Regions from separate parts of the Homo sapiens genome. Here regions 2, 3, 4, 5 and 6 are each linked to region 1. A link is a loop called in an ENCODE intact Hi-C map of the cell type or tissue named here. Cell type or tissue: PC-3. All regions are shown on one strand. Each heading gives the region's core, and the rest is flanking DNA. Links, peaks and the distances in the headings are about the cores only. Region 1 has its middle 39 kb from the start of IATPR. Region 2 overlaps ITGB1-DT (ITGB1 divergent transcript). Region 3 overlaps CCDC7 (coiled-coil domain containing 7). Region 4 overlaps NRP1 (neuropilin 1). Region 5 holds the start of ITGB1-DT (ITGB1 divergent transcript). Region 6 overlaps NRP1 (neuropilin 1).

Evidence for each region. A loop is a pair of places that touch in the nucleus more often than their neighbours do. Peaks named below come from ENCODE experiments on the same cell type or tissue, not always from the same donor. Only the 100,000 strongest peaks of a DNase experiment are listed, where the experiment ranks them.
Region 2: it touches region 1 in a loop (5-fold over the local background); 7 of 110 quality-filtered maps call a loop at or near these places.
Region 3: it touches region 1 in a loop (9-fold over the local background); 25 of 110 quality-filtered maps call a loop at or near these places.
Region 4: a loop joins it to region 1, with 4 times the contacts of the local background. A loop is called at or near these places in 2 of 110 quality-filtered maps.
Region 5: it touches region 1 in a loop (11-fold over the local background); 3 of 110 quality-filtered maps call a loop at or near these places.
Region 6: it touches region 1 in a loop (6-fold over the local background); 2 of 110 quality-filtered maps call a loop at or near these places.

Annotation. Positions count from the first base shown.
Region 1 is chr10:33,153,608-33,158,715 of GRCh38, reverse strand. No RefSeq gene overlaps it. Among named protein-coding and RNA genes, the nearest start is that of IATPR, 39 kb to the right of the region's middle. In PC-3, for the core only: no CTCF peak of the experiment used is centred there; DNase peaks (open chromatin) are centred at 1,415 and 2,555; H3K4me3 peaks cover 567 bases; H3K27ac peaks cover 2,987 bases.
Region 2 is chr10:33,029,851-33,034,958 of GRCh38, reverse strand. The region is part of intron 2 of ITGB1-DT (ITGB1 divergent transcript); the gene reads right to left. It also overlaps the pseudogene RN7SL847P. Among named protein-coding and RNA genes, the nearest start is that of ITGB1-DT, 50 kb to the right of the region's middle. In PC-3, for the core only: no CTCF peak of the experiment used is centred there; a DNase peak (open chromatin) is centred at 2,208; H3K4me3 peaks cover 1,506 bases; H3K27ac peaks cover 1,742 bases.
Region 3 is chr10:32,793,583-32,798,690 of GRCh38, reverse strand. The region is part of intron 30 of CCDC7 (coiled-coil domain containing 7); the gene reads right to left. Among named protein-coding and RNA genes, the nearest start is that of SNORA86, 110 kb to the left of the region's middle. In PC-3, for the core only: CTCF peaks have their summits at 1,095 and 2,903 (motif pointing left); a DNase peak (open chromatin) is centred at 2,900.
Region 4 is chr10:33,235,552-33,240,659 of GRCh38, reverse strand. All of the region lies in intron 6 of NRP1 (neuropilin 1), which reads left to right. Among named protein-coding and RNA genes, the nearest start is that of NRP1, 97 kb to the left of the region's middle. In PC-3, for the core only: no CTCF peak of the experiment used is centred there; DNase peaks (open chromatin) are centred at 1,203, 1,839 and 2,549; H3K4me3 peaks cover 430 bases; H3K27ac peaks cover 4,000 bases.
Region 5 is chr10:32,977,507-32,982,614 of GRCh38, reverse strand. It overlaps ITGB1-DT (ITGB1 divergent transcript), which reads right to left and starts at 64. Exons shown (of 3, transcript NR_184020.1): 1 at 1-64. RefSeq lists enhancers at 1,238-1,800, 1,853-1,942, 1,993-2,042, 1,801-2,363. In PC-3, for the core only: no CTCF peak of the experiment used is centred there; DNase peaks (open chromatin) are centred at 634 and 1,864; H3K4me3 peaks cover 1,889 bases; H3K27ac peaks cover 3,215 bases.
Region 6 is chr10:33,271,035-33,276,142 of GRCh38, reverse strand. All of the region lies in intron 2 of NRP1 (neuropilin 1), which reads left to right. Among named protein-coding and RNA genes, the nearest start is that of NRP1, 61 kb to the left of the region's middle. In PC-3, for the core only: no CTCF peak of the experiment used is centred there; DNase peaks (open chromatin) are centred at 1,612, 2,622 and 3,992; H3K4me3 peaks cover 1,329 bases; H3K27ac peaks cover 4,000 bases.

The DNA.
Region 1 (5,108 bases), core at 436-4,435:
ACTACAGGCGCCCGCCACCGCGTCCGGCTAATTTTTTGTATTTTTAGTAGAGACGGGGTTTCACCGTGTTAGCTAGGATGGTCTCGATCTCCTGACTTCGTGATCCACGCGCCTCGGCCTCCCAAAGTGCTGGGATTACAGGCGTGATCACGCCACCGCGCCCGGCCAGTCCATTGTATCATTCTTATGCCTTTGCGTCCTCATAGCTTAGCTCCCACTTACGAGTGAGAACATACTATGCTTGGTTTTCCATTCCTGAGTTACCTCACTCAGAATAATAGTCTCCAATCCCATCCAGTTGCTGCAAATGCCATCATTTCATTCCTCTTTACGGCTGAGTAGTATTCTATGGTATATCTGTTTATATATCTATATCTATCTATCTACCACATTTTCTGTATCCACTCATTGATTGATGGGCATTAATGACTTCTTTTCCTCTGGGTAGATACCCAGTAGTGGGATCAGCTTCTTTTTTTTTTTTTTTTAGTCTTGTCCTAAGGCAAACCCATAGGCTTATTTAAGGCAAAGCAAGATTACAGATCTTTAATATTCTTCATTGATCTCTTCTCTGTGGCTCTTCCTTGGAAGAATCGTTTTGAGCTAATTCTTACTGTCCTACGGCAGGGCAGGCTCCTTCCTAAGCCAAGGTCAAGCAAACACTTACCAAGACGCAAGGAAGAGGTAAAGGTGCCTTGGTGCCCCCTCTCTCCGTAAGTGCAATTAGACAGTTGCCCATTTCAATCTGAATATATACAGCTTGACTAACTGACTCGCAGCCATGCCGTCCATTCATTTCCACTTGAATATGTACCATCCCCTGAAGTTTATTATAAAAAAATTGACCCGTACCAGGTTTTTCACTATCAGAGAAAGAATCAATGCAGTAACCTTGAAATAAAATTTTAAAAAATTATGAATGTCTGTGGCAGTCATTTTTCACCATTTTGTGGCCTTACATTTTTGTGGCTTTTGCTCATTTTAATATGCTGCTTGGGTGCCATGATCCCTTTTTGACAGAGAAAAAACAAAGGTGGTAACCACCTGACCAAGTTCACCCAAATAAACACATAATGGCCAAGGCAGAAATGAAACCTGGCTCCTTGCAGAGAAACCTGACTCCTGAAATTCACTGTCACTTGTTTCAACTCTTTTTTGTACTCAGCCTTGTCTCAAAGACTAATGGTCTCTATTTCTGTGCAGCTCCAGGAGGAGTTGTTAGTGAGACACAGAGTGGAGGGAAGAATAGGATTTCAGAGGGGACAAGAAGGAAAATGCCGGAATCTTGCAATATTAAATCATGGAAATGGAGATGGGAACATATAAGGTCCCGTAATCTTAGAGGTTCACATAGCATTAGCTCTTCAAGAAATAGTATCGGAATATGATGCAATCCCAGTGGGACTGAAAATGTGTCATTTCCTGTTGAGGAGCAATGACTTTTAGGTATTTGGTGCCAATGTGTCTGCATGCTGTTCTAATAGGAAAGAGAACAAGACATTGGTGGGGATCATTGCTGTCAGAGAAGACTCAGGAGTATATGGTCCTTCCTAGCACACTCGAGGGTAGGGTCTCTGGATGATACTACAGAGCATTTTCACCTCCTCTGGTATGAAGATTTTCAGAAAACCAGCTGGTGACCATCTCACTCCATACATAAAGGAAGTGTGGGCAAGATGGTGTAGAGGAAACCCAGCAATGGACTGGACTGATTGAAGAAAAGAATCAGGAAAGAAAAGCCGTTCCTCAAGAGCCTCCTAAGGAATCTTGGTTATTTAAGATATTTCTATAGAGACGATGGTATAGACTAATGTTTATGGGAAGTGCCATATACAACTACATCCCTCTTGAAGAATCTCAGTGTATCTCACCACACTAAAGCCATTTTGATATGCTAAAGTACACTTTAATCCAGAATTCCCCAAATTTACTTACTCATGGAAAAATTTGCATATTCAATACTTTGATAATGTCCCCATTCTAAGAAATGGTTGAATAGCAATAGACTAAGAAACATATTTGTTTGTACAAATGAATATCAGGGCACATTATGGTTAGAAACTTTACCCCAAGATGTAAAGAAGTGATTCTTGAGACATTTGGTCTCATTGAGCAAATAAAGGACCAAAAAAAAAAAAAAAAGCCTTAGAACAGTCTCGATATGCAAGACTGCGATGTGCGATGTACAGGAATCTCTTAGGGAGAAATTCTTGGCCAGAATTTACAACTTGTTCCCTATCCGTTTCTATCAACAAATGCTTCATGCTAATGAGTCTGGCGTTATCACTCATCATCATCTCCATGTTAATCACCGTGATTGCCTCAGTTGTGCGTTTATAACACTAAGTTAAACAATGCAGACAACACTTTCTTCTTCCCTGACTGTGACAGTGTATCATAATTGAGTCATTTCTGCCCCCCTGGTCACCTTGGTATTCTCGGAAGTGCATTCTCTGTATATTAATCCTCTAGTTAAATATTGATAGCAAGCCTCTGCCTTCATATTTACTTTGTTGCTCCATTATTGCTACATACGTGGTGATTATTTGTTTCTGTCTTTTCAGCCTGTTTAATCAGGACTGAGTCAACGTTCTCTATGTTTAACCTTCTTGTCCAATCATTGTTGGAGAGTGTTTTGGAGAATATTCTGAAATCAGCTTGGAAAGAATTCTCTGCACTTGGTGTATGCCCCATCATAACCAGTAGGGGTCAGAAGGGCATTTCTCTCTGGGGTCAGGTGGTTGGTGGTGAGAAAGCAAAGTCCTGGAGGCATTGTCTTGGGTTGAACATCTCTCCTTAAACATTGTCTCCAAAAAGTAGATGAGAGAGAGAGACAGAGAGAGAGAGAGAGAGAGAGAGAGAGAGAAATGTCACAGGGCCAACCTGACAGCTCTTGTGTTTTTAATGGAGTGTTGGCCCTGGAGCTCTCACAGGATATGAATTTGCAACAAAAGTGGCTATCCCAAAAAGGGCTATGGAGTGGCAGAAAATGTGCCTGCCAAAAATAGAGACCTGGGTGCGATCCCTGGTCTTGATGAGTGTCTATTGGAGATTTCTGGGCAAGTAACTGAACTCTTTCCATTTGTGCCAGCTGATCACGGTCTTGTGAGAGCATTAAGTGATACATGAACAGGGAGCATATTTGAAAATACACCATTCTCTGCTACTACAGAAAGATGCACTAAAGCATAGAAATGGAAATATCATCCTTGAAGGCAAGCAAGTCATTCTGCTTTAATGAGAATGGTGTGTGTGGTGGCAGTCTTCAGCTCCAAACTGAAAGCTGTGAACCACCCCCAGAGCAGAAAGACCACCATTGCTTCCCATATGTGTGTATTTTAGGAAGGGGTGATGATTAAGTCTTAGACACCATTTTTGTCACTACCAAAAGAAAAAGACTAAACAGATGTTCTCTGGGCCCTTTCCAAGCCCTGGTTTATTTTGTTCATCAGTGACTTCGGAAGTCTCTTCCCGACCCTTCACTCTTGCAGAAGAGAGGCAAGTAAGAAGTGAATCTTTCAGAAGATGACAATCTGATTTCCAACAATAGTGTCTTGCAGTTTAAAGATTTTAAATAAGTATCATTTGCAAATACATTGTTTAAAGTTTCCCCAGAGATTGCTAGTAAGGCGAATAGCCCTTTGCATTGGTAGAGAAGGAGGACAGAGTCCTAAGTTTTCCAGCGATTTTCAGGTGATCCCTTCCATTCTCCAAGTCCAGGGGAATTTGAGGCTTCTGTGGCATTAGTGATGCCGACAGGCATAAAAACTGAAATCTGAATATCTAAGCTCTGAGTAGTCTGCTTGTTTTGTGTTTGACCCATTATTCAATGGTTGGTGAGTATTTGCCATTCCTCTAAAACTTCGTATTTTGTCACGTTGCCATACTTCTGGAAAATGCCTGGAATACTCCCTCCCCATTCCCTTGGGATTTTCTACTCATTCTTGGAGCTGCAGCTCAAATTTTCCATTCAATGAGATTCTTCTTTGTCCCCGCAAGTGAGAGAGAGAGAGACAGCCACCATCTGTGTCTCCAGAGGGCCTTGTACAGGCGCTATTTATAGCAGCATCATATTATAATTAAATTATGTATTTGTTTTCTGTATTTGTCAGGCTATGGTCAATAAAATAAAGCCCTTTCCAGGTAGTTCAACAGGAGGAATTTAATGCAATAAGCCAGTTACAAAGATGTTGAGAGAGTGAATAAACCAAAGAAGACGTAAGGGGGCATCTCAGATTTTAGTTACACTAGGAAGCTGCTAGCAGTCACAGGGCTAAAAGAACAAAGGTAAAGCATAAGCTGTTACCAGAGCCCAGCAGTCAAGGCTCCCTGGCTAGATCTGGTCCAGTGGAACTAGGATCACTGGAACACCACCTGAAGCAAAGAGAGATGGGGATGATTCTCCCACCATCTACCCAATACCCATCCTCCAATCTCAAGCCAGTGTCCCCACGGCCTTAAACAGAGACCAACGCCTGTTGCTAAGGCTATCTGGGAAATGCAGATTTCAGAGAATGGCCAAGGACTGGATGTGACAGCAAAGAAGCAAGTAACTGCCTCCCATACCCATCTCTCTCAGTAGACACAGAGTTTCATTCTGATTTCTCCAGCACAAGAAAGATACTACACGAGTTTGCTGAGTAAAGTGCTGAACTGAAAGTAAGATCCATTTCCTTTGTATTCTTGTCAAAGGAGCTTATGCCTCTTTAGAAAAATAATACCAACCTTCTTAGCCTAGCCTAAACCATTTTCTTTTTTCCTCCCTTCAGTTACGGTGTTTCCATCTTTGTCTGTTGGCTTTGTACAGTCTACACATTCTCAAACTTCCAGGAGGATGAGAAGCCACTGGTAATCTTGTTTGAAATTTGCATTGAATTTAGTTCTCTGCTCCCAAGGGCCCTGCTCTGTAGGCCAGTCAGGCTAAGAAAGGAGCTGCTTTGCTCTCAGAAACTTTTTAAGTCTTTTCGTTACCAATTTGCCAGCGTGAGCACATAATGAGGTCTTGGAGTAGCAGATAGGGAATTCGTTTCTCAGCCAAGTGGCTGAACTTGTAGCCATCAGATCGTGGACCATTATCTATAATCACTTCACAGATATTCCACAAAGAT
Region 2 (5,108 bases), core at 506-4,505, 120 kb after region 1:
TGAAACCTTGTCTCTGCTAAAAATACAAAAATCAGCTGGGCATGGTGGCGTGTGTCTGTAATCCCAGCTACTCGGAAGGCTGAGGCAGGAGAATTGCTTGAACCCGGGAGGTGGAGGTTGCCATGAGCCGAGATCAGGCCATTGCACTCCAGCCTGGGCGACAATAGCAAGACTCCGTCTCAAAAAAAAAAAAAGAAAATCGAGACAGAGTGTTGCTCTGTTGCCCAGGCTGGAGTGCAGTGGCATGAACAGAAGGCTCACTGCAGCCTCAACTTCCTGGGCTCAAACAATCCTCCTGCCTCATCTTCCCAAGTAACTGGGACCACAGGTGTGCACCACCACACCCAGCTAATTTTTAAAAAATGCTTTGTAGAGATGGGGTCTCACCACATTGCCCAGGCTGTATTTGCAAATCCTTATAGTTGACTTGGCCCCTGTAGCCTCTTCCTAGACAGAGACCAATGTATTTCTGTGCCCTCAATAGCTTAGGTCCATTGCTCATTCTCGTAATCTTTATTTGGATCTTTTCTGGAAGTGGAGGCTCCTTCCATTTTCCGAGGAGTTCCATTGGAACTGGAATTTTCATTTCAAGAGGAACTGAGAATCTACAATGAACCTCATGATGTATTAAATATTTAAGAGGACCCATGGAAAGTATATCAGATAGGTCCACCCACCTCTTCTGTTATAACTACTCAGATGTCAGGAGTTCGAGACCAGTCTGGTCAACATAGTGAAACCCCGTCTCCACTAAAAGTACAAAAAATTAGCAGGGTGTGGTGGTGTGTGCCTGTAATCCCAGCTACTCGGGAGGCTGAGGCAGGAAAATCACATAAACCCGGGAGGCGGAGGTTGCAGTGAGCCAAGATCGTGCCATTGCACTCCAGCCTAGGCAACCGTGCAAGACTCCGTCCCAAAAAAAAAAAAAAAGATAAAAGAAAGAAAAGAAAAGAAAAAAATGTAATTAAATCTGGAAGTAGAAGATATTTATCATTTGGCCTGAGAAGTCAATCTAGTGTTTTTTTTCTTCTGTAGATAATACTATAAAATTATATATTTAATAGATATTTCATATGTAAGGACAGCAAATAAAATGAGATGGTGCACATGTGAACATATTTCTATTTATTTATTTATTTTTGATACAGAGTCTCATTCTGTTGCCCAGGCTGGAGTGCAATGGCACCATCTCTGCTCACTGCAACCTCTGCCTCCTGGGTTCAAGTGACTCTCCTGCCTCAGTCTCCCAAGTAGCTGGGATTACAGGTGCCAGCCACCATGCCCAGATAATTTTTGTATTTTTACTACAGACAAGGTTTCACCATGTTGGCCAGGCTGGTCTCAAACTCCTGACCTCAGGTGATCTGCCTGCCTTGGGAAAATATTTTTAAATTAAGAAAAATAATACAACAGAAAATACTTTGAAATTCCATGAAGTGAGGCTCTTTTACAGGAAAGATGGCACTATTTTATTTCATGTCTAACTAACAATTGAGGAAAAATATTCCATTTACAGTAACAAGTTTCCATACTCTTAGTGGTACAGAAGCAGAATATCTATAAAACACGGCTGAGGAATTTAAGAGAAGTATTTTCCTATGTCCCATATGAGCAAAACATTTACTGTTCTTTCATGTCATGAATCCAAAAGTATCTATATTATGTTTTATAATGTGTTAAAATCTATATAATGTAATTCAAAATTCATCCAGAGGATAATATATTTATGTATTCCTCAGGCAATTTTAGTTGAGATATTCATTTGGACTTTAATTTTAAAAATCATGCTAAGCTTCTATCCGCCTTGTTTCTCCTGTTTCACGGCAGAGAAAATAGTTCTAGCACCTGGGAAATCCATCAGATTCATCCCAGTGGAGGCTTTGAGAGCAGACACATCATTTTTTCAGACTTCAGTTGCCCTTCAAATCCAGTAAACAGAATTCCTTGTCTCATAACACAAGGATTTTACATGAGTATTTTATGTGTAATTTATCAGAATAGCTGCCAAGACATTCAAATTTGTTTTAAAAAGACAGGAGCTTTGTAGCAGACAGGCTCGGGGTTTAAAACCCAGATTTTGCATGCTCTTCATTTTCACTGCGTTCTCTGAAGTTCAGTTTATTGGTCATTGCCACGTTATGAGTCTTGTCTCATCCGGTTCCTCAACGCTCAAAGCCAATAATAATTGCTAACTATGACTAATATCATGTGGAAGGTCGGAAAGTTCACTGCTAACCTTTGTTCCAGCTCAAAATGTTTTCAAGGTTAATAGATTGATTTTGAGCTGAGATAGGATGCATTTATAAAATGGAAGAAAATGAAAAATTTGGCATCAGATCATTTTAAATGATTCATTTGTTACATCTGGATTGTAGCCATGAAATTCATTTGATATATATCACATCGTTATAGTCTAACCTAGATGCTGGAAAATAAATTAATGATACATTTTAACATCAGACAATTTTACATACACACACTCACATATACTCCAGGATGAGAATTAGGGCATTATCACTTATTGATCACTCTAGCCAGGAATATGACATATGTAAAATAGAGCCTAGCCTCTTTCAAAGACTGAGACTTCTCTAAAATACAGCTAAGCTAAAACTATAGTTCTAAGAGCCTGGCTACTAATTGCGTCCTTTAATCTCCTTGCTTGAAACAGAGAGACATAAAATCTCAGACCTTGTCTGAGTTCTGTGCTTGGTAGACTTTGGGGAGCCCTGGTTCCAGTCTACAGAGGTCTTCTGTTTTGCTCACACCCTTGGTTGGACTTGAGGAGGACTCTAGCGTCCCAGAAAGATCGTTACTACCAGCTGTGTCCGGGTTCATTTTTGCAATGAGTTTCTGAGCTTGACTTTCCATTTCAGTTTAGTGATTGGGGAAATCCCTGGCCTCTGGTGCTGGCCTGGACTTACAGTTTGGTCCAGCATTGCCATAACCTGGCCCACCAGATAAAAGGCAGCATTTCCTTGGAGAGTCTTCTGGTGTCATAAGATGTGTGGTCCTTATTAAGGACAAGTCAGCAGGGCATGGTGGCTCACAGCTGCAATCCCAACACTTTGGGAGGCAGAGGCAGAAGAGTCACCTGAGGCCCAGAGTTTGAGACCAGCATGGGCAACAGAGTGAGACCCTGTGTCTATAAAAAAAATTTAAAAAATTAGCCAGGCATGGTGGTGCTTGCCTGTAGTCCCAGCTACTCAGGAGGCTGAGGCAGGAGGATTGCTTGAGCCCAGGAGGTTGAGGCTGCAGTGAACTGTGTTTGGGCCACTGCACTCCAGCCTGGATGCCAGAGCAAGACCCTGCCTCTAAGAGAGAAAAAAGAACAAGTCACCAAGGCCTGTCGTTTCTTCCTTTCAAACGTTCAATTCACCATTCCTTCATGGTCCATGATATCTAGATTATTAATTTTATGCTCTCGCTAGATTGCCTTTATTTTCAGGCTCTTCCTTCCCATTTCCTAATTAATCAGCCCAACAACGATCAATATATTAGCCTTCCTCCAAAAACATCCCCAGTGACTTTCCCTTATCTACAGAACTGCTCACAAGCCTCTGGGCATGGCTCCCAAGGTTTCCTGCCTGTTCTGTGGCATCCCTGTTCCTTGTCTTGCGTTGTCCCCTCTGTTCCCCGGGAGCAGACAGATCTGCCATCTGCCTTTCACTCAGCTCTCCCATCCTAATGGCATGGGCATGGGCCATCACTTCATATGAATCTCCGATCTTCACCTCTGTACAATGGTAGAAATAAAACCTTCTTTATTAGTTGTTGTGAGGATTAAACGCACGTGGCGGAAAGGTCCTAAGACAGTTTATGGCACATGGCAAGGGCTCAATGTGCTTGTAAGAGGTCTTCGTTTCTGGCCCACAGTTTTTAATGCTTTTGGAAGACCCTCTACCTTTCCTAATCCCACCCACTCTTTAAGTCCTTGTGAGATTCCATCTCCTTCTCAAAGACTGCTGTGATTAGGCTGAAAAAAATCTAAAAAGCAATTTAGTGTTTGATCACATCCTATATTTTATTATTTTCAAGTTTTTCAGGGGTGATGGTCTTGCCTTCTCAACCAGATTATAAACTCCAGAAGGACAAACTAAAACCTTAACCTCTGTCATGAAAATCTTGGTCCTTCATGACCTCACCTGCTCCCTGCATTCAGTCCTTGCCCTGAATATTTCTGGGGGGCTTCAGAATGTGTCTACAGGGTTCATTAATATTTCCCCTTTGGGTCAGGAATGGTAGCTCATTGCCTGTAATTCCAGTGCTTTGGGAGACCGAGGCAGAAGGATCACTTGAGGCCAAGAGTTCGAGACCAGCCTGGGCAACATGGTGAGACTCCCATCTCTACAAAAAATACAAAAATTAGCCAGGTGTGGTGGTGCATGCCTGTAGTCCCAACTATGTGGGAGGCCGAGGCAGGAGAATCCCTTGAGCCCAGGAGTTACAGGCTGCAGTGAGCTATGATCATGCCACTGCTCTCCAGCCTGGCACACAGAGTGAGACCCTGTCTCTAGAATATATATATTTCCCTTTTGCAGTATCAGCCCCTGCTGAGCACTGCTATGCCTGCTGAAAACAGCCTCACCTGCAGTTCCCATACACTGCTTGAGGCATTTCCACTTGGCACTGTCACCCACATCAAGTCTGCTCAGCGCACCTGCTGCTCTGCCTGAAGGCTGTCATGACCACTGCTCGTCATCTCATTGGATGGGGCCCTCAAGTCCTGTTTCTTGTGTCTCCGATGTCTTATGAGAGCTTTTAGGAAAACAGTCCTTATTTAGGGAAACATTGTTCCTAAAATAGGACTTCATTGGAAGACAGCCAGGAAAAGAATCAGAGGGATACAAAAATAAAATAAAATAAAATATTAAAAAATTTACAAAAGAAAGAATCAGAGAGACAGATTCCAAATCACCTCATTCAACCTGTAGGCAAGGTTTGATTGCTGGGTTAAGTCTGCAAACCTGGTTGCCTCTTTCTTTTTGACTGGGTTTGCTTCTAGGCACCTCACTGCCTCAAGCAAGTAGACATCTAATGAGCTTCAGACCAGTGCAGCAGCCACACCTCATTTCCAGTGCCAGCATCCGCTTATCTGCAAGTTGGAT
Region 3 (5,108 bases), core at 676-4,675, 360 kb after region 1:
GCAATTATATGCTGATTCATGGGCTGTAGCCAATAGTTTGCCTGGATGGTCAGGGTCTTGGAAGAAGCATGAGTGAAAAATTGGTGACAAAGACATTTGGGGAAGAGGTATGTGGATGGACCTCTCTGAATGGTCAAAAACTGTGAAGATATTTGTATCCCAAGTGAGTGCTCACCAACGGGTGACCTCAGCAGAGGAGGACTTTAATAATCAAGTGGAGAGGATGACCCGTTCTGTGGACACCACTCAGCCTCTTTCCTCAGCCACGCCTGTCATTGCCCAATGGGCCCATGAACAAAGTGGCCATGGTGGCAGGGATGGAGGTTACGCATGGGCTCAGCAATGTGGACTTCCACTCACCAAGGCTGATCTGGCTACGGCCACTGCTGTGTGTCCAATTTGCCAGCAGCAAAGACCAACACTGAGCCCTCTATATGGCACCATTCCTCGGGGTGATCAGCCAGCTACTTGGTGGCAGGTTGATTATATTGGACCTCTGTTATCATGGAAAGGGCAGAGGTTTGTCCTCACCAGAATAGACACGTACTCCAGTTATGCGTTTGCCTATGATGCATACAATGATTCTGCCAAAACTACTATCCATGGACTCATGGAATGCTTTATCCACCATCATGGTATTCCACGTAGTATTGCCTCTGACCAAGGTATTCACTTTATAGATAAAGAAGTGCAGCAGTAGACTCATGCTCATGGAATTCACTGGTCTTACCATGTTCCCTATCATCCTGAAGCAGCTGGATTGATAGAAAGGTGGAATGGCCTTTTGAAGTCACAATTACAATGCCAATTAGGTGGCAATACTTTACAGGGCTGGGGCAAAGTTCTCCAGAAGGCTGTATATGCTCTGAATCAACACCCAGTTTGTGGTACTCGTTCCCCCATAGCCAGGATTCATGGGTCCAGTAATCAAGGGGTGGAAGTGGCACCACTCACCATCACCCCTAATGACCCACTAGCAAATTTTTTCCCTTTTGTTTTATTTTTTATTTATTTTTTAAACTATGTTTTTATTTCCATAATCATTGGGGAACAGGTGGTGTTGGTTATATAAGTTCTTTAGTGGTGATTTGTGAGATTTTGGTGCGCCCATCAGACGAGCAGTATACACTGCACCCAATTTGTAGCCTTTTATCCCTTACTCCCTCCCTACCCTTTGCTTTTGAGTCCCCAAAGTCCATTGTGTCATTCTTATGCCTTTGCATCCTCGTAGCTTAGCTCCCACTTATGAGTGAGAACATACAATGCTTGGTTTTCCATTCCTGAGTTACTTCACTTAGAATAATAGACTCCAATGTCACCCATGTCACTGATAATGCCATCAATTCATTCCTTTTTGTGGCTGAGTAGTATTCCATGATATATATTATATATGTATATATACACATATGTATATATATACGCATATATATACACACATATATATACGCATATATATACACATATATATGTGTGTGTGTATATGTGTGTATATATATACGTATATATATACACACACACACATATATACATACACATACCACAGTTTATCCACTCGTTGATTGATGGGCATTTAGGTTGGTTCCACATTTTTGCAATTGTGAATTATGCTGCTTATAAACATGCGTGTGCAAGTATCTTTTCATATAATGACTTCTTAGAACAATTCTGAGGTCACCTTGTTTCTTCCCCCGTCTTAAGTAGATTGTCTTTTAAATTTTGTGTGGAATTTTTGGAGGAGAGGGTAAAGTCTGATGCCCCTAGAATTCTGTATATTTAAAATAATTTTAAAAGGCCAGTAAATTTCACCAGGTTATTTTTATATGTTATTAATTCCCAATTTGTCCTGGGATGTCTTTTCGACTTATAAATTTGGGTCATCCATTATTGTAAAATTAATTCTTCAATTATGCCTTATAATATATTGTACATTTTATTTATTCTTCTTCAGGAATTCCAAATACTGAATTCTGGGAAATAGATATCTCATAAAGTGTGAAAAGCAAGTGCAAAGGTCCTCTGATGGAGTGAAATATAAAACATTTGAGAAACTGAAAGAAGCATTTTGGGCATGGCAAATAAGTATCATTGCTCCATGTTTCTAAGATCTATTCTCTGCACAGAAAGTTTAGGAAACTACATTGCTAAATCCATTTCTCTGTATTTTTCTAAGATAGAATTTACCAAAAAAAGATATCCATACTATATTTGGGAGATAGAAGATATGCCATTATCCTTTGCACATAGTTGCAGCCAGAAATGCAGGCAGATGTGAGGTTTGTAGCAGAATTATCTGTGAGCAAATGAGAACCCACAGACTTAAGACAGTTGGTGGGAGATTACTAAACAATAATTGAGTATTGAAAGCTTCTGATTTTAAAATGTTGGCATAGAAGCAATCTGGCTTTACTCCCTTTCCCCCACAGAAAGCCATAAAGAAATATACAGCATCAATATTATGACCAGCAATATCCAAGAACCCATTATGAGAATGAGACAATTTTTAGGACCACAGAGAAGCAACAAAAACTCAAAGCAGACAGCGACTTGTCCCTGCCTCAATCCCTGGGAAGAATAAGAGAGCCTGAAGTGAGAAATATCCCTGAGGACAGAGGAGACAGAGGGAGAAGTAAGCCTATCATCCTTAGCCCTCAAAACTGCTCTGTAACTTGGCCAAAGGGGATGTCAAATCAGTGGCTACTAAGAGTGGCTCTCAAAGGCCCAAAACAAATATAGGATCCAAACGCAGCAAGAGAAAATTTAATAACATATAAGAAGCACTATTGTGTAGGAGGTATATTCCACAGGTCCTCTGGGCACAAACTTCCAGCTACCCTTCCCACACCTTTGGGAACCCCCACTTTGAGAAGGGCATTGCTTTGTTTACTAAGGCCAAGGGAAACCTGGGTTTAAGGCTCCACCTAGTGCCAAAAATAAGGCAGTGAAAAAAATTTAATATGGAAATTGCAAAGAATCTCTAAGCAAATGTATCTAATAAAACCCAAAACAAGCCAGACAAAGAAGACAAATAAATAATTAATCCTTAAATGCAAAGATACAGGAATACATCCCCAATAAATAACAGCAAACAAGGAACCATGACTTCTTCAATTGGAAAAGCAAAAAAACAATGACTGATGCTAATGAGATGATGAGAGTTTTCCGACCAAAAATTCAAAATAGAAGTTTTAAGGAAACTCAGTAGTCTACAAGATTACAAATAAAAGCAATTCAGAAATCTATCACAGAAATTTAACAGAGATTGAAATAATTTTAAAAATCAAACAAATCTTGGCGCTGAGAAATACATTTGCTTAACTGAAAAATTTTTAGAGGCTCTCAACAGCAGAATAGATCAAGCAGAGGAAAAACCAGTGAGCCTGAAGAAAACCTAATTGAAAATACAGAGTGAAGGGGGGAAGAACAAAGAATGACATGGAACGAAGATTGCCTACAAAATATTTAAAAACCTCAAAAGACCAAATCTAAGAATTATTACTGTTCAAGAGGAAACTGAGCAAGAAAAAGGAATGCAAAGTTTATTTTTAAGAATAACAGAAAACTTTCCAAACCCTGAGAAAGATATAAATATTCAGGTATAGGAAAGTCAGAGAAAACCAAATAGATTCAACTGAAATATTGAATCTATTCAATATTGATTGATCCAGATGCCAAGACTAAATGGGGAGAAATCTGGGAACCCTACATGGGGTTGCCAAGCACTAGGATGCTTTCCAGACCCTGAACAGCTCCTAAGGAAGGGACGTCTCTAGCCTGAGTAGGCTGCCATACCTAGAGAGAACAGGGCTGACTTTCCTATGGAACTGGGGAAAGTCTGATCTGTTCACCCTCACTATGCATTTGACAAAAGTCTAATATCCATAATCTATAAGGAACATAAATCAGCAAGCAAAAGCAAATAACCCCATTAAAATATGGGCAAAGGACATGTATCAAAAGAAGACATACATGCACCAACAAATATATGAAAATATATATGAAAAATTGCTCATTATCACTAATATTAGAGAGATACAAATCAAAGCCATGAGATAACATATCACACTAGTCAGAACAGCTACTTTTAAGAAGTCAAAAAAACAACAGATGCTGGCAATGTTGAAAAATAAAAGGAAACACTTCTATAATAATGCTGGTGGGAATGTAACTTAGTTCAGCCACTGTGGAAAGCAGTGTGGAAATTTCCCAGAGAACTCAAAATAGAACTACCATTTGTCCTAACAATGCCACTGTTGGTTATATACACAAAGGAAAATAAATCATTCTACCAAAAAGACACATGCACTCAAAAGTTCATTACTGCACTATTCACAATAGCAAAGACATGGAATCAACCATGATTGTCATCAACTGTGGACTGGATAAAGAAAATATGGTACAATACACCACGGAAATGATGCAACTATAAAAAAGAATAAAATCATGTCCTTTGCAGCAACATAGATGCAACTAGAGGCCACTATCCTAAGACAATGCAGGGACAGAAAACCAAATACTGCAATGTGGACACAAGGATGGGAACAATAGATACTGGGGACTGCCTGATGTGGAGGAGAGTGGGAGAGGGACATGGGTGGGAAGGCTACCTATGGAGTACTATGCTCACCACCTTGGTGATGAGATCTTTCATACACCAAGCCTTAGCAATATGCAATTTACCCATGTAACAAACCTCCACATATACCCTGAACCTAATATAAAAGTAGAAAAACAGGAAACTTTGAAGTTAAACTACATACTAGACCAAACAGGCCTAACTGACATTTAGAAACTATTTCACACAACTGCTGTAGAATACTCAGTTTTTGTCAGCACATGGAATATTCTCCAGAATAGATCATAGTTATACCACAAAACAGTCTCGATAAATTCAAAAATAAAGAAATTCTACCAAGCATTTTTTGAAGCACAATGTAATAAATGCACTACAATCAATAATATGACAAACCTTGGAAATTGTATTAACACATGGAAATTAAACAACATTTTCTTGAATAACAAATGTATGAATAAAGAAATTAAGGAAATGTAAAATTTCTTGAAACAAATGAAAATGGGAATGCAACATACCAAATGTATGGGATACAGCA
Region 4 (5,108 bases), core at 568-4,567, 82 kb before region 1:
TCATTACCAGGAGAGGCCCACCTAGATCACTGGGAAATACATGGAAAATTGGTGTAAAAAGATGCTGTCAAACTTTATAGGCCAAGAGACTGATTTAGACCATCACCCTCATCTGCAAGTCTTTAGTTTCCAGAAATTCATCCTTGTGTTTGTTTTTGAAACCAAGCTTAAAGGGGAAGGTAGACAAATTAAAGCCATGATTAACTGCAAAACCAATAATCAGCAACGCATTTGTTTGTGCTGGAATAGACAGATGCTGTTTGAGTAAAAGTGTGTGTTTATCTTGAGCCACTTAGAAATCACCCAATCGTGCAGATAAAACTTTATGGGTAGCATAGAATAACAGCTTTTAAAAGAAAAATACACCTTACCTGTACATGCTATTTAATACTTTCCTAGTCTTTTAGGCATGAAAATTTCTTTAAACTGCTGAAAACCTGGAGAGGTGTGTGTGTGTCTGTGTGTGTGTGAATAACTTCACCTTGGAAAGGTGTCAGACATCCTTGCCTCACTGCACAGCCACCTCCAAGACTTCTTCCATGAGGCTTTTTTTGTGAGGCTGCTTCTCAGAGACCATGAGACAAAGAAACGCACAGATTGCAAAAGGCCTGAAGTCTATATTCATTTCCTATCCACAGAAAGCTCCAATTCCAACAACTTATAAAAGATCATATGTTAATTTGGTAAAACCATTTTGATGCGGTCACTCTAGTGATGCAGTCAAATTCTGATGTTGTTCTATTTTCAAAAATACAGGAAGGGTATGGGAGAAGTCTGAGATACCAGGTAGGTAAACATCTGATACATAAACATCCTGTGGACGTCATGCTTGCAAATAACCTTAGCTCTAAAATAAGAAGGTTGAGACGAGGTTTGAGTGAGGTATTTGAGAGCATAATAGATATAGCGAAAAATGTATTTAATCTCTGATGCCTTTGGGGGTAACTCCAGGAAGAGAACCACTATTAAGTTAGGGAGAGGTCATTTGAGAAATAAATAAAAAGGAATACTTCACACAGTGTGGACCTAGCCAGTGAAATTCATCAGTTAGCAGACTCTAGTTTTAAGTGGTGAACTTTTCAAAGGACTAGAAAGTTTATGATTTATTGTAATATTTGCAGTTAGAAATGCTAAGATAAGAGTAGTCACATTCCTAGCTTAAGGGTATAAGTCAGTTGCTCAAACACCTTAACATTGACTTTAATGACAGGCAGTTTGGAGGAAAGGAGTTTCAGATCTTGCCGGCAATGCCAGACTTACATAACATCGAATTTAAATTCAACAAACATTTATTGAGCATCTGTTAAGAATTAGGCACTATATGTGAAAATAGGTGAATCTGAAGTGAAGAAGACCCCCATTTTTTTTTTTTGAGACAGGGTCTTCCTCTGTTGCCCAGGCTGGAGTGCAGTGGCACGATTGCAGCTCACTGCAGCATCGACCTCCTGGGCTCAAGTGATCCTCTCCTCAGCCTCCCAAGTAGCTGGACTACAGGAGCATGCCACTACACCTGGCTAATTTTCTTATATTTTGTAGAGACAGGGTCTCACCAGGTTGCCCAGGCTGATCTTGAACTCCTGAGCTCAAGTGATCCACCTGTTTCAGCCTCCCAAAGTGCTGGGATTATAGGCATGAGCCACCGTGCCTGGCCTAAAGTGAAGGAGACTCTCTCTCTCCTTCAAAGGAATTATAATCTAGGTACTACTGGCAAAACTATGCGCACACATACACACACACACACACACACACACACAGAGGCACCCACTCCAATTACCCAAAAGACTAAGTAAAAAAATATTAGGTCACATTCTCATGGTTAATATGTGTACATATGCATCATCGTGATCTTCATAGTAGCCATGCAGAATGACTAAATGAGGTAAGCATTGGCATTTCTGTTTGAGAGTAGAGGAAACTAAGACTTGAATGGACTAAGTAACTTGCTTAACATTATCCAGGTCACTCCTGCAGGTCAAAGCTACAAAGCTACTTCTGGGGTCTGTGCTTTTTTCCACCATATGCTGCCTGCATCACCCCAGTTTTCTCTCTGTTGTACCAGAATGCATTGATTCATTTTAATGCAATCTGTTCACTCTGTATTGTGATTTACTATTTACTTGACTCTTTCCCTCACTGTCTAGAGGGCAGGAATCTTATCACCTTCACTCCCTTTCACCCAAGCACCTAGCACTTATTTGTGTTATGAATGAATAATAGCCACCCATGAAGTTCTCTCCACACTGGACTGGATATTAGAAACACAACTGCTCATCATTAGAAGATCATGCTCTGAACTCATGAACTTCTCCTTAAATGTTTGAGGCGAGAACAGTGTGATTTCAACAGAAGCGTGAATCTTTAAAGAAAGCATCCACAGTTTCTGTGCCATTTCATTGACAGGTTTTATTTTAAATGTAGACATCCACAGAGGATAGGAGCTGCAGCGTGTGCTGCTAGACTCAAGAGAGAAGTCTCGCTGACTCATGCAGGTTGAGGTTTTGTCTCATTCCCAGGAATGCTTGGACTCCCAGAGGCAGTGAAGCCACACATTTTAGCAGAATTACCTCAGCAGTGTGGTGCATGATCATGAACTTCAAGTTTACCTACAAGGAAGATTTCATTGTCCTTCTGTCACTAGCCAAACACTTCACAGCCTAGACTCCTGGACTACATAAAGGCCCATACAAAAGTGTTTGTGTGCATTTGTGTATGTGTGAGTGTGTGTGTTTGCAGTGGGAGAGGACACTTATCTTTGCTCTCCGAAGGAATTTTGCCATGAGATACCAGATAGAAGGAAAATATTCATCGGGCCGGGCCTGGTGGCTCACACTTGTAATCCCAGCGGGGAGGCCAAGGTGGGCAGATCACTTGAGGTCAGGAGAACTGCCTGGCCAACAGGACACAACCCCATCTCCATTAAAAATACAAAAATTAGCTGGGCATGGTGACACACCCCTGTAGTCCCAGCGACTATAATCACTTGAACTCAAGAGGTGGAGGTTGCAGTGAGCTGAGATCCACCGTTGCACTCCAGCCTGGGCAACAGAGCCAGACTCCATCTCAAAAAAAAAAAAAAAAAAAAAGAAGAAGGAAAATATTCATCATAGCAAATATTTTCAAATGTAAGCAATTGGGTGGGATTTGTGTGTGTGTGTGTGTGTGTGTGTGTGTGCGCGCGCATGTGTGTTTCTTCTGCCGTTAGTTCATCAAAGCTGGCCGCTTCTGCTTCCCCAGCCAAAGTCCAACCCCCTGTCCTATGAGGTCCACTTTGAATGGTTCAAATGACCTGTTTTCCATCAAGCCCTTTCTAGACCCTTCCAGAAGTAATTTTCCCTTCTTCTGAATCCCATAATGCCCCACTTATCACTAGGCTGACACTTTTTACTTTCAGTCTCATAACATCATTACCTCCACATAGGCTTGTGTGCTTCCAGATCCTGGCATACAGTAAATGTGTGTTGGATTTAATGGACGAAATGCTTTTATCTGGATACTTGGCATTCTTCAGTTTCGTGTAATTTCACACTTTTAGTTTGAGTGGCTACGATGTGTGAAGCTCCATGATTGGGCTTTGGGATGCAGCTGTGTGAGCAGACACTCTGGGCTCCATAGTTTATCAGTTGCTAGGCTCCAAGCAGAGGTAATAATTGCTCAGAAAGACCAGGAGTGTGAAAAAAAAAGAAGAAAAAAAAGGTCTTAATTGCGCTACGTCTCAGCTTCATTATCTATAAAACCTGTCTGCGGGACAGTTAAGAAAATGGAAGATGAGGTACAGGAAGTTAGCACTTAGTACAATACCTGACACATAATGGTTGCCCCAGAGAAGTTTTTAATAGTAACAAAAACAATAATCGTCAGCAATACTTTATCAACACAATACAGTCCTACTGAATTATGTGCAGAGATCACCAATTCTGCTACCATGTCTTAAAGTGGCTGAAATCCAAACCAGCCGTTAACTCATTCTTCTATTACTGTTACCCTCTTTGTTTTAGGGCTGACAAATATTAGGAACGGGTGACCTGTATACACACTCTATTTAATCTTACAGGGTATCTAGAGCTGTACCCTTGCAGTCAACCAGATCAGCAGCACTGAACCCAAACGTTTCTCTTGCCTACCTAACCCATGCAATTCCTACCCTCTCGGTCTTCTACTAGACGAATACTTTCCTAGCTTTCATGGATATTACACATAAACAATCAGATGGAATCAAGAGTTATATTAGAAGAGCACAATACCCACCCATGCCCTCTATGTAGTACGTGCTTGCTAACTCTTTATTAAGTAAACCCATCTAGCAAGAGCACATGCGCTGATTCTCCTATGAGGTTCTTGACCGGAAGATTTTCATCCCATGTATACATATTTGAGACTGATTACCATTGTTTTAAAACTGTAGCATACTTATTTTTTCTCTGTTAAGAAATTTCAGTTAGGCAATTTCTATCAGACAGTTTTTAAGTTAAAATCTTAGCCAAATTCCTAGGGATTACATTTGGTCTGTTCTGACAGCGTGTCCTCTTTCCAAATCAAAGGACTAGGCTCAGGTTTTAAATTAAATGTAACTTACAAATAAGCATTCAAAAAATGTTAATTAAAAGTATTAAGTCCCTGAATCTTTTACTGCCTGGAAAGAACTCCTAAGTCTCTTTGCAGGAAGGGGAGGAGGGGACATTAAAATGTCATCTTTTTGACCAAGCTGTTAAAGGTTTCCAAGGTATTCATCTGCAAGTTAACATGCAATTGAAGGAAAATATTTTAAAGGAGAAAAGATTTCACAGGTCGGCGTATGTCTTAAAAATGTAAAACAATCTTTTCTAAAGCATAGAGATGTAATCAGCCATTCTCTTTGACTCTACATAAGAGTTTCAAATTGCATTAGATGTTGATTACTTGTATTTCAGAGTGTATAGAAACCCCAGCACCATTTCATTTTCTCCCTCTTTGTTATCAGAATGTAGTGTGTCCTGGTGTCCAGATTTTTACGGGTTTATCAAGTAAGAGAGGAATGTAAATGGAATATTTGTCTGGTTTTGGTGAATACAATTGTATCTGCTCTAGATAATATGGAAAAGGAAAAAAGCCCTCAGGTTTTGCGTCCAATG
Region 5 (5,108 bases), core at 348-4,347, 180 kb after region 1:
GGAGGTGGAGGTTGCAGTGAGCCAAGATCGCACCACTGCATTCCAGCCTGGGTGACTACAGAGTGAGATTCTGTCTCAAAAAAATAAACAAAAAAACCCACAAAACTCTCAGTAGATAAAGATACGTAGACGACCAGGACTGTCTGATTCATACATCTGTTTAATATTTACTGAATATCTATTATGTGCCAGGCCCAGATCTAGAATCCAGGGATGGCCAGGCACGGTGACTCATGCTTGTACCCCCAGAATTTTGGGAGGCCAAGGTGAGAGGATCACTTGAACCTAGGAGTTCGAGGCAGCAGTGTGCTGTGATCATGCCACTGCACTCCAGCCTAGGAGACAGAGCAAGACCCTATCTCAAAAAAATAAAACAGACTAGAATCCAGGGGTGCAATGCTTTTAGGGAACTTAGTAATATTCTTAGGTAGTGAGAAAGAAGCCCAAGTGAATCTTTCAAGTTGTTCTTCCTACCTTTTATTCTCAAGCCCTTTGTCACTTAGAAAGGAAACATCTGGTCTTTTCTGCCCTTATCTGAATCCTTTTGAGAGAATAATTCATGTAGATTTTCTCACCTTTGGCCTTGTCACTGTCGTCATAGATAATGTGGCTATTTCAACAAAGGGCTAGGCTTAGCCAGAGAATGTAATTTTACAAACTTTATTTCCTGATGCAGCCTGCAGCTCACAAACAAGGCAGGAAGTGCTGCTCACAGTGAACTTGGCTGGCTGTGGCTGCAAATAAAATGGGAGCCTTCAAACATTGCTGACCCAGCGGCCAGATCCTATTCCCTGGGGTCCTGGCCCTACCAGGGCATGAGAGGCCGCAGAGCAATGGGCTCCGAATTAGGACTTTGTTCACTTTGGAAGTTGAGGGATAGAATATCCCCCTTACAAATGGGAATTTAAGTGTAAACAGCTCTGTACTTTCCCAGGTGACCCTGCTTTAAAAACAAGCATATAAACATTTCATTTTTAAGGAAATAAAATTATAAGAATCTTTCTACCTTTGTAGGTTTGTCTAAATTAATACAATAAATGAGTTCCTTTCTTGGCTCAAAGGGACTAGGTTGGGAAAAAAATATCATTGTTCATAGAATTTTAGAGTGGGAAGGGCTCTTGGAAATCATCTAGTCTGGTGACAGGGAAACCTGGCTGCCCATGGAAATGACATGGACAGCCTTCAAGAATAGACATAGCTGGGCACGGTGGCACATCTGTAATCCCAGCTACTCTGTAGGCCGATGTGGGAGGATCCCCGGAGTCCAAGAGTTTGAGACCAGCCTGGGCAACACAGCAAGACCCCTGTAAGAAATATTTCCGGGCGCAGTGGCAGGCACCTGTAGTTGCAGCTAATCGGGAGGCTGAGGCAGGAAGATCACTAGAGCCGGGGAGGTAGAGGCTGCAGTGAGCTAGGCTCGCCACTGCACTCCAGCCTGACAAGAGAGCTAGACACTATCTGAAGACAAAACAAAGCAGAACCCCAGGCCCCTCCTGGGCCAGCTGTATCGGATTCCCAGGGCACTGGCATAACACATTTTATCTACTCAAACATCGACTTCTTTCTTTAGTTTATTACCCCCATAGAAAGGTCAGTGAAGCTGGAGGAGAAGCACTGACTGCTGAGAACTGAGAACATCTTCTGGGGAGATGAGAGGTCAGTAAATAGATAACGAAGGCAGAAACGGCAGGCGCGTCCGTGGCAGAGGAGCTCCTGACCAGGACGCCAGCGCAGAGCGCCAGGGTTTATCTGAGCAGCGTCATCGCTTCCTGCGTTTCTGGGAGTCCTGCCCCGGGAGGAGTCCGGGCGCTGCCCCTGCCCCCACAAGCCCATATTCCTCCTCTCCCGCACTGCATTGCAGACCTAGGAGGGCACTGAGAACCCAGAGAGCCCTGCCGAGCCGTGATGCAGCAGCGGATCTGACAAATCCGCCCGGTGCACAGAGCACGTGACTCATTGTGATGTGTCAGTGAGTCGGCGGCTGGACGCGGTTCCGCACAGAGCTCCTAGCCCTATCCCTCCCCGAAGGCGATGACAGAGGTGTAGGCTCCTAGAAGCTGCCAGGCCTTGCAGCAACGCTGCACGCAGGAGACGCACCTAGGGCAGAAGCTCAGCCAGTAGCTTCGGGCTGGCTTTTCTGCTTCATGCAGGTGAATACAGAATGCCTTTGTTTCCTTCCCTCGGTCCCACCTCCAGTGTAGTAAAGCTGATTTTTCTTAGCAGAGAAAGAGCAAACGTTAATTTTCTAAAAAAGATACATTTTTAAAAAGGCAAACTTAAATCCAATTCAAAGAAGAATGCATTGCTCTGACTGAGTTATCCAATAAGATGCATTTATTCAACAGATACATTGACTACCTACTAAGCACTAGACACCGTTTTAGGCATTGTGGAACAAAACAAGCAAATATTCTTGCTTTCTGAAACTTATATTCTTTTTTAATTTTTTTTTTTTTTGAGACGGAGTCTTGCTGTGTCACCCAGGCTGGAGTGCACTGGCACGATCTCGGCTCACTGCAACCTCCACCTCCCGGGTTCAAGCAATTCTCCTACCTCAGCCTCCCTAGTAGCTGCGATTACAGGCGTGTGCTACCACGACCGGGTAATTTTTGTATTTTTAGTAGAAATGGGGTTTCAGCATATTGGCCAAGCTGGTCTCGAACTCCTGGCCCCAAGTGATCCGCCCACCTCTGCCTCCCAAAGTGCTGAGATTATAGGCGTGAGCCACCGCGCCTGGCCTGGAACTTACATTCTTAAAATGCAAATCATAAATCTTGGTAATCTTGATAATTAATGAAACGCACATAAATGATGGTTTCCTTTCCCCGAATTAAGACCTTCCAAATGTTTATTGAAGTCTTCATATTTTAATATTTAAAGGAGCAGCAATTTAATTAAGTGGGAATATTTGAAATAGTGTGGCATCATAGCAAATAGGAAGAATTAAGTTAATTTCACTCTTCCATAATATAAAAGAACCCCTTAAAGCCACACATTAATGTGAAAAGCAAAGTTTAGTAAAATCTATGATTGAGGATCAAAATCCACAAACTATCAAATGCCACTTTTTTTTTACTCTGGAGTTAATCTAAAAACTACTGATTTATTATTTTAATATTACCAGTAGCTACCATTTATGGAGTACTATCTATGTGCCAAGCACTGTGCAAATATGCATTTTTAAAAATTAAATTCTTGCCATAAACCTTTGAGGCTGGTCTTGTTCTGCCCATTTTACAGTGATAACTGAAACACAGAGAGGTTAAGTAACAGGTCCAAGATCACACAGCTCTAGAATGAAATTCAAACCCAGCATCTGGTATTAATGAATAAATTCTAGTGCCTTGCCAAACCTTCTTGTGACTCTATCATGGATTACAGATGGGAAAATTATAACCTAGTGGTTAAGGGCTTGGTGTCCAGCACACTCGATTTGCATCCTGGCTCCGATGCTACAAAGCCAAATCATCACTGCCTCACTCGGTTATCCTGGGGATTATAGGATAATTCATTTGAAGCACATGGACAATTTTTGGGTCTTAGCTCCCAATTAATGTTAACCATGATAATGACAGTCAAAAAGATGTTGAAACTCAAAACCACAATGAGATATCATCTCACACCAGTTAGAATGGTGATCATTAAAAAGTCAGGAAACAACAGATGCTGGAGAGGATGTGGAGAAATAGGAACGCTTTTATATTGTTGGTGGGAGTGTAAACTAGTTCAACCATTGTGGAAGACAGTGTGGTGATTCCTCAAGGATCTAGAACTAGAAATACCATTTGACCCAGCCATCCCATTACTGGGTATATACCCAGAGAATTATAAATCCTGCTACTATAAAGACACATGCACACGTATGTTTATTGCAGCACTATTCACAATAGCAAAGACTTGGAACCAACCCAAATGTCCACCAATGATAGACTGGATTAAGAAAATGTGGCACATATGCACCATGGAATACTATGCAGCCATTAAAAAGGATGAGTTCATGTCCTTTGCAGGGACATGGATGAAGCTGGAAACCATCATTCTGAGAAAACTATCGCAAGGACAGAAAACCAAACACTGCATGTTCTCACTCACAGGTGGGAATTGAACAATGAGAACACCTGGACACAGGGCGGGAAACATCACACACTGGGGCCTGTCATTGGGTGGAGGGCTGGGGGAGGGATAGCATTAGGAGAAATACCTAATGTAGATGACGAGTTAATGGGTACAGCAAACCAACATAGCACAGTATACCTATATAACAAAACTGCACATTGTGCACATGTACCCTAGAACTTAAAGTATAATTTAAATAAATAAATAAATAAATAAATAAATAAATAAATAAATAATGATGATGGTTGTAGGCCAGAATCTTGACTTAGGTATAAACTCTCTTCTTATTTTAGTCTCCCAAATTTTGAAGTTTGAGTTCCTGAATCTTTAGAGGATAATGATAGTCATCAAATTGCTGTTTTATTTCTTTCTTGACTTATCATCACTGTTATCAAGTAGGTAATAGAGTGGTATGCTAAAGAGCAAGGGTTTGAAGCCAGGATAGGATGTAAATCTTGGTTCTGGAATGTGCTTGATGTGGAACTTGGACTCATCATTAAAGGTTTAAGCCCCTGTTTCTCAAGCTGTCTACAGTGAAAGATCAGGGTTTGTTTTTTTTTTTTTAACCTTTGTCCCTGCTTTTTTCTCCTTCCTTCACTTCTTCTGTTCTTCCTTTCTTGCTATTTCCCATCTGTTATGGACCAATACTTTTGCAAAATGCAATAAAAATATCTTAGCAATGCCAAATTGCTATAAATATTCCTCAATACTCTCAAGTTTTGTTCTAAATTCATTGTGGACTGTTAACAGCTTTTTTTTTTCTTTTGTTTTTTAGAAATAGAATGGGTGGGTCGGGTGCGGCGGCTCATGCCTGTAATCCCAGCACTTTGGGAGGCCAAGGTGGGTGGATCATGAGGTCAGGAGTTCGAGACCATCCTGGCCAACACGGTGAAACCCTGTCTCTACTAAAAATGCAAAAATTACCTGGGCATGGTGGTGCATGCCTGTAATCCCAGCTACTCAGGAGGCTAAGGCAGGAGAATCACTTGAAC
Region 6 (5,108 bases), core at 423-4,422, 120 kb before region 1:
TGAAAAATACAGAAATGAATAAGGAACATAATGTCACTACCCAGAGATAACCAATTAATGGCTTGGCCTAGTTAGTTCCGTCTAGATTTTTTCTGCATATGAATAAGAGTTGAGAATACACTGTATATAGGGTTTTATATTCTGATTTTTCACTGATTATATCATAAGCATTTTTCCTGTTATTTAAGAAACTTTTGTTGAGTTTTTTTTGTTTTGTTTTGTTTTTAATTTTAGAGACAGAGTCTTGCCCTGTTGACCAGGCTGGAGTGCAGTAACACAATCACAGCTCACTGCAGTCTCAGACTCCTGGGCTCAAGTGATCCTCCCACCTCAGCCTCCCAAGTAGGTGGGACTACAGCCATGAGCCACCATACCTTGCTAATTAAAAAAAAAAAAAATTGTAGAGAAGGTGTTGGGGGTTCTTGCTTTGTTGCTCAGGCTCGTCTCAAACTCCTGGCCTCAGGCAATCCTTTTGCCTCAGCCTCCCAAAGCACTGGAATTACAGGTGTGAGCCTCCACGCCTGGCCTGAACATGGTTTTTTTTTTTGGTTGGTGTTGTTTTCGTTTGTTTGTTTGAGACAAAGTCTCGCTCTGTTGCCCAGGCTAGTGTGCAGTGGCGCCATCTCGGCTCACTGCAGCCTCCACCTCCCAGGTTCAAGTGATTCTCCTGCCTCAGCCTCCCGAGTAGCTGGCACTACAAGTGCATGCCACCATGCCCGGCTAATTTTTTGTATTTTTAGTAGAGACGGGGTTTTACCATGTTAGCCAGGATGGTCTCGATCTCCTGACCTCGTGATCCACCCACCTCCGCCTTCTAAAGTGCTGGGATTACAGGCATGAGCTGAACACACTTTTTAGTGGCTGAATAATATTCCATGGTATTTGACATTATTTTGGGTTGTTCGCTTAGAACAGATTTCTAAAAAATGCTTTTGTTAAATAAGAGGCTATGACTCTTTTAAGACTTTTCATACATCATGATTAGAACATTGCAAGCCAGAACTATTAGGGGACGACTCTAGTGTAAAAACACTCAGAAACATAGATGCAGACTAATTGGCTCCTCCTAGCTCCACCATTGTATATTTTTATTTCCAAATCCTGTTTCTAATACTCTGGAAGAAAAATCTGTTCTCTTTTGTGGGATACGTAAGTTAATTCTTGGACGGCAGCACAGCGATCGTTTACAGGTTGTTCAGTTTGAATAGCTATTAATGCTCGTGCAAAATAAACCAAAGAGCCACAGAAACACATTTTTGCTGGTGAAAATTGTGTTCGCCAACATCATTTCTCACTCCAGCTTATGATGTCAGGCATCATATTTCTCCATTATTAATGTACTATGCCAGTGGGGGGAGGTCCTCTTGGAAGGAGATTAAAAAGACACCACCACCTCAAATCCCCCTTCCTAATAATGTGAGAATGTCCGGAAGCCTGGGGGGTTGGTGCAGTAGCTCACAGTGTCAGACAACACCCTGTGGAGGATTAGCTTCCTTTCCATTAACCATCTCCACTGTAGAGAGTCAGGGGTCACTTGTACTCACCAGAGAAAACCTGACTTAGGCAAAGTCACTATTCATCTGTTCAGCACCACATACCTATAAAGCCTCAGAAACCGCTATTCAGTGACTGAATACATTTCTCACCTTCCCATCACTTTCCCCTTACTTGGCCATTTTCCTAAACCCATAATTCAAACTTTCCCAAAGAAAAAAAATAATCTCTAGGTAATGCTCTTAAGAATTCTTAGAAAGAAATCTTTATTCTTTGAGCACTCTTCTGGGAAACCTAACCTGTGATTACTGTTAGGACTCAAAATGTTTCACCACCTGCATCTACGTAGATAGGATGAGGAGTCTGGGGAAATAATGGAGCCAATAGGCTTTTAGCTTGAGGAGCGTGGATTCTAAAGCCAGGGACACTCATGAAAACAACCACCTGGCGGATTACACCCTAACGTTGAAACTGTGGCAAAGTACCTTTTAATTGCAAAAGGGTTTAGGCAGAGATTTATCTTTGAGTTCCTTGGCAATAAATGTTTACCCACTTTACCACTGTTACTATAGAATGGGGAAGGTTTAAGGTAGAAAATTTAAGAAAAATAATGGGAAGATGCCTAAATGAGGAGGGAGGGGTTGGTCCTTCTCTGAATATTTAAAAAATCCACAACATGTTTACATTCCGAGGGTGGTAAGTGGGGAGGGTGAGGTCTGGGGAGGGACCTTCCCCAGATGGGAGCCCCGTCTGTATGTGAGCAGAGAGAAAAAGACCCTGCATAGAACGGTGGTGCCCTTTGGACCCATTCATAGCCTCCTTGTGAACTGGAGCTTTCTTTTTCCAGAGCAGGGACCCAGACAGACAGAGGGGTCAACTCTCTGACCCCTCCTCTAGCTTTTATGAATTAAATTCCTCAGACGTAATTCCCAGCTCTCATCCAGCGGCTGGAACACAGGGAGTGAATGAGAGCCAAACAGGTGCCTTCATTCTCACCTTTGCCGGGCTGCTGTGCTGTCGTGACTGGGGATCTCGACATCCCGAGCAATGCCGTGTTTGCCACACTGGCAACAGTAACAGAGCAATCTGCAGCCGGCTTCGGGATCGAAATTTGCAAACTCAGGATCCTGGGCTTCAGGCCAATGCAGGCTGGGTGCGTTGCAGTGGTGACACGTTTAGTCTCTAGGGAGGGATGCTGGCACACCAGCTGCATTCCTGGCAGCACGCTTGCCAGTGCGAAACTTAACGAGTGGAGCTGGTATCAACTCCAGAGGGAGACTCAAGCTGCTTCCTTAACTTCTTTGGCAATACTCCCCTCTGCAACTTGTGCGCAGTACACCCTCCTGAATATTTACAGGAGCTGCTATTTGCGATACTATTTGGGGCCCTGTTGGATAGTACTTTGAAGGGAAGTGCTAAAACGATAGCAGCCTTCCAGTTTACAAATGTAACTATAGTATTCCTGAATAATTCAATTTCCTAAAATTGGCACTTAACTGTGCAATGACTTATTTCTTGCTGGGAAGGGATTCTAATCCCACCCCCCACCCCCCACTCACCACCCCACACATACTTTTAAAAATAGCTTCTACTTTTGCCAAGAGGAGCGCCTAGTATTTACTATTGGAGGATATGTGAATTAAAATACCAGCTTCTTTCCCTGTTGCAATCCACCGGCACTATATTAGCTGAGTTCTCTGCTACCTGAGAGGAACGTATCCTCAACAGAAATGCCTTAGTTTTTCAGAATGCCTCACCCACCTCTCTTATTTGTGCTTGGAAGGCAACGTGAGCTAGAATTTGGCCACTTAGTATTCAGACCATGTCAGGATTCAAGTAAAAAGCCTATATTGCAGAGCTGGATGCACCGTCGCCAGGCCAAACACAGTCAACAGTTCAAATCACAGTTAAATTATAAGAAAGCGTGGGGCGAAACATGCAAACCTGCCTTGTCAATGAAGCAGTAGAGATAAAAGGAATTACTCCATAAATGCTAGCTTGTGGGGCTTTAATGAATACAGAGATGGTGTTCTTTCCAGCTACATCCCATTGATTATAAAGGCTAGTTAGGATTTTAAACATAATGCTTTCTTCTTCCTCCTCCTCCTCCTCCTTTTCCTCCTTGCCTCCCCTCCTCCTCCTCTTTCTCCTCCTCCTCCTTCACTTTTGTCTTCTTTTAACATGCAAAGCATTTCCCAAAGTATGGAGAAATGAACAATACCTCTGTGTATTTCCACAGTTTTGCAAAGGGACGGTGGTGTTAGCAGGCCAAGTATCTACTACTGGAAGCATCATATGTAGCAGAGGAAATGCAGTTAATACAATAATTCACATATGTTAATGCTTAGTTCCATCAATGTCAGCTTTATTTTCTTCTTGATATACACAAAGCTGGCACACAGTTTTAACTGATGAGGTAATGTCATTTTTAATTTAGAGAGCCTTAAGCTGTCCACTTTTACTAGTGATAGCATCGTTGCAGTTGTCTCCTGAGACTTTATGTAAACATAAGTCATGCGTCCCGGGCAGTTTGAGAAGAGATTGTTAAAGATGACATTGGGCATCATGAAGATTTCCCCCACTTTGATCTCTTTTAAATTGCCAGATACAGTTTATGTTACTGCCATATTTTAGCCATTCCTGAAATTAATATATCCCAGGACTTTTGAACCAAGTTAAGTACAGAAATAAAACAAAGGTTGGAAATGAATGCCTTGTAATGTTTTCATGTCATTTCAAGAAGAAAAATGGAAGATGAATCAGATTCTCTTGCTCCTAGGTGACTTGGTAAATAAAAAGAGAAGAAAGAGCAAGCTCCTAAGAAATACATAACACCAAATAGACAAAAGCTTTCTTATTTTCCTAGGGGACACTAGTGTATTGGTGATGGCTTTGTACATTTTAAAGATAAATAAGATCCAACTATCTCTTATCTTTGTGTTAACTTTTTAGTAATATTTTATTGTCACTTTCCTTACGATTTGTATCCTTAGTGTCATTATTAAGCCTGAATTTTAAATCTCATCACTTTTGTGGTATCAAGCGTTTCTTTCTCAAACAACGAGATTTCTTTAAAGACTCAAACAATGATATTCCTTTAAATATTCAGACTAGTGGGTATAAACAAAGTTATTTTCCATTTTTAACTAAACTTTTTCTTGGGAGAAATTATGCTCTAGAATCCAAGTGTCATTTGGGGGAAGATAATCTGTGTTTTAACTATTGGATGTGGCTACTGAGAGACTATTTTCAAAGAAGTCTGGAGTTTGGTGGAATGCAGTTAAATAGTAAAGAATCTGTTTATTATTCTGTGGCCATATGTTTAGAGGGTCGCTCACAGAAATCAAAGTATTGTTCATAGAGAGCTCCAGCCAAGGAGACATTTTGAATTCATAAAAGAACTTCACAGTTTGAAAAGAATGCATAGCATTATGTATTGACACCCCACCACCATAGACAAAGGAACACAATTTAATAATAGAGGATTGTGCTCATGAGATTTTTCTTTTTCTTTTTAATTGGTTACTTTAACTGACATTGTCTGCAAGTATAATGGACACCATTATTCTTAATAGTTGTGTGTTGCCAGATGTATACAGACATGATGTAGTCCA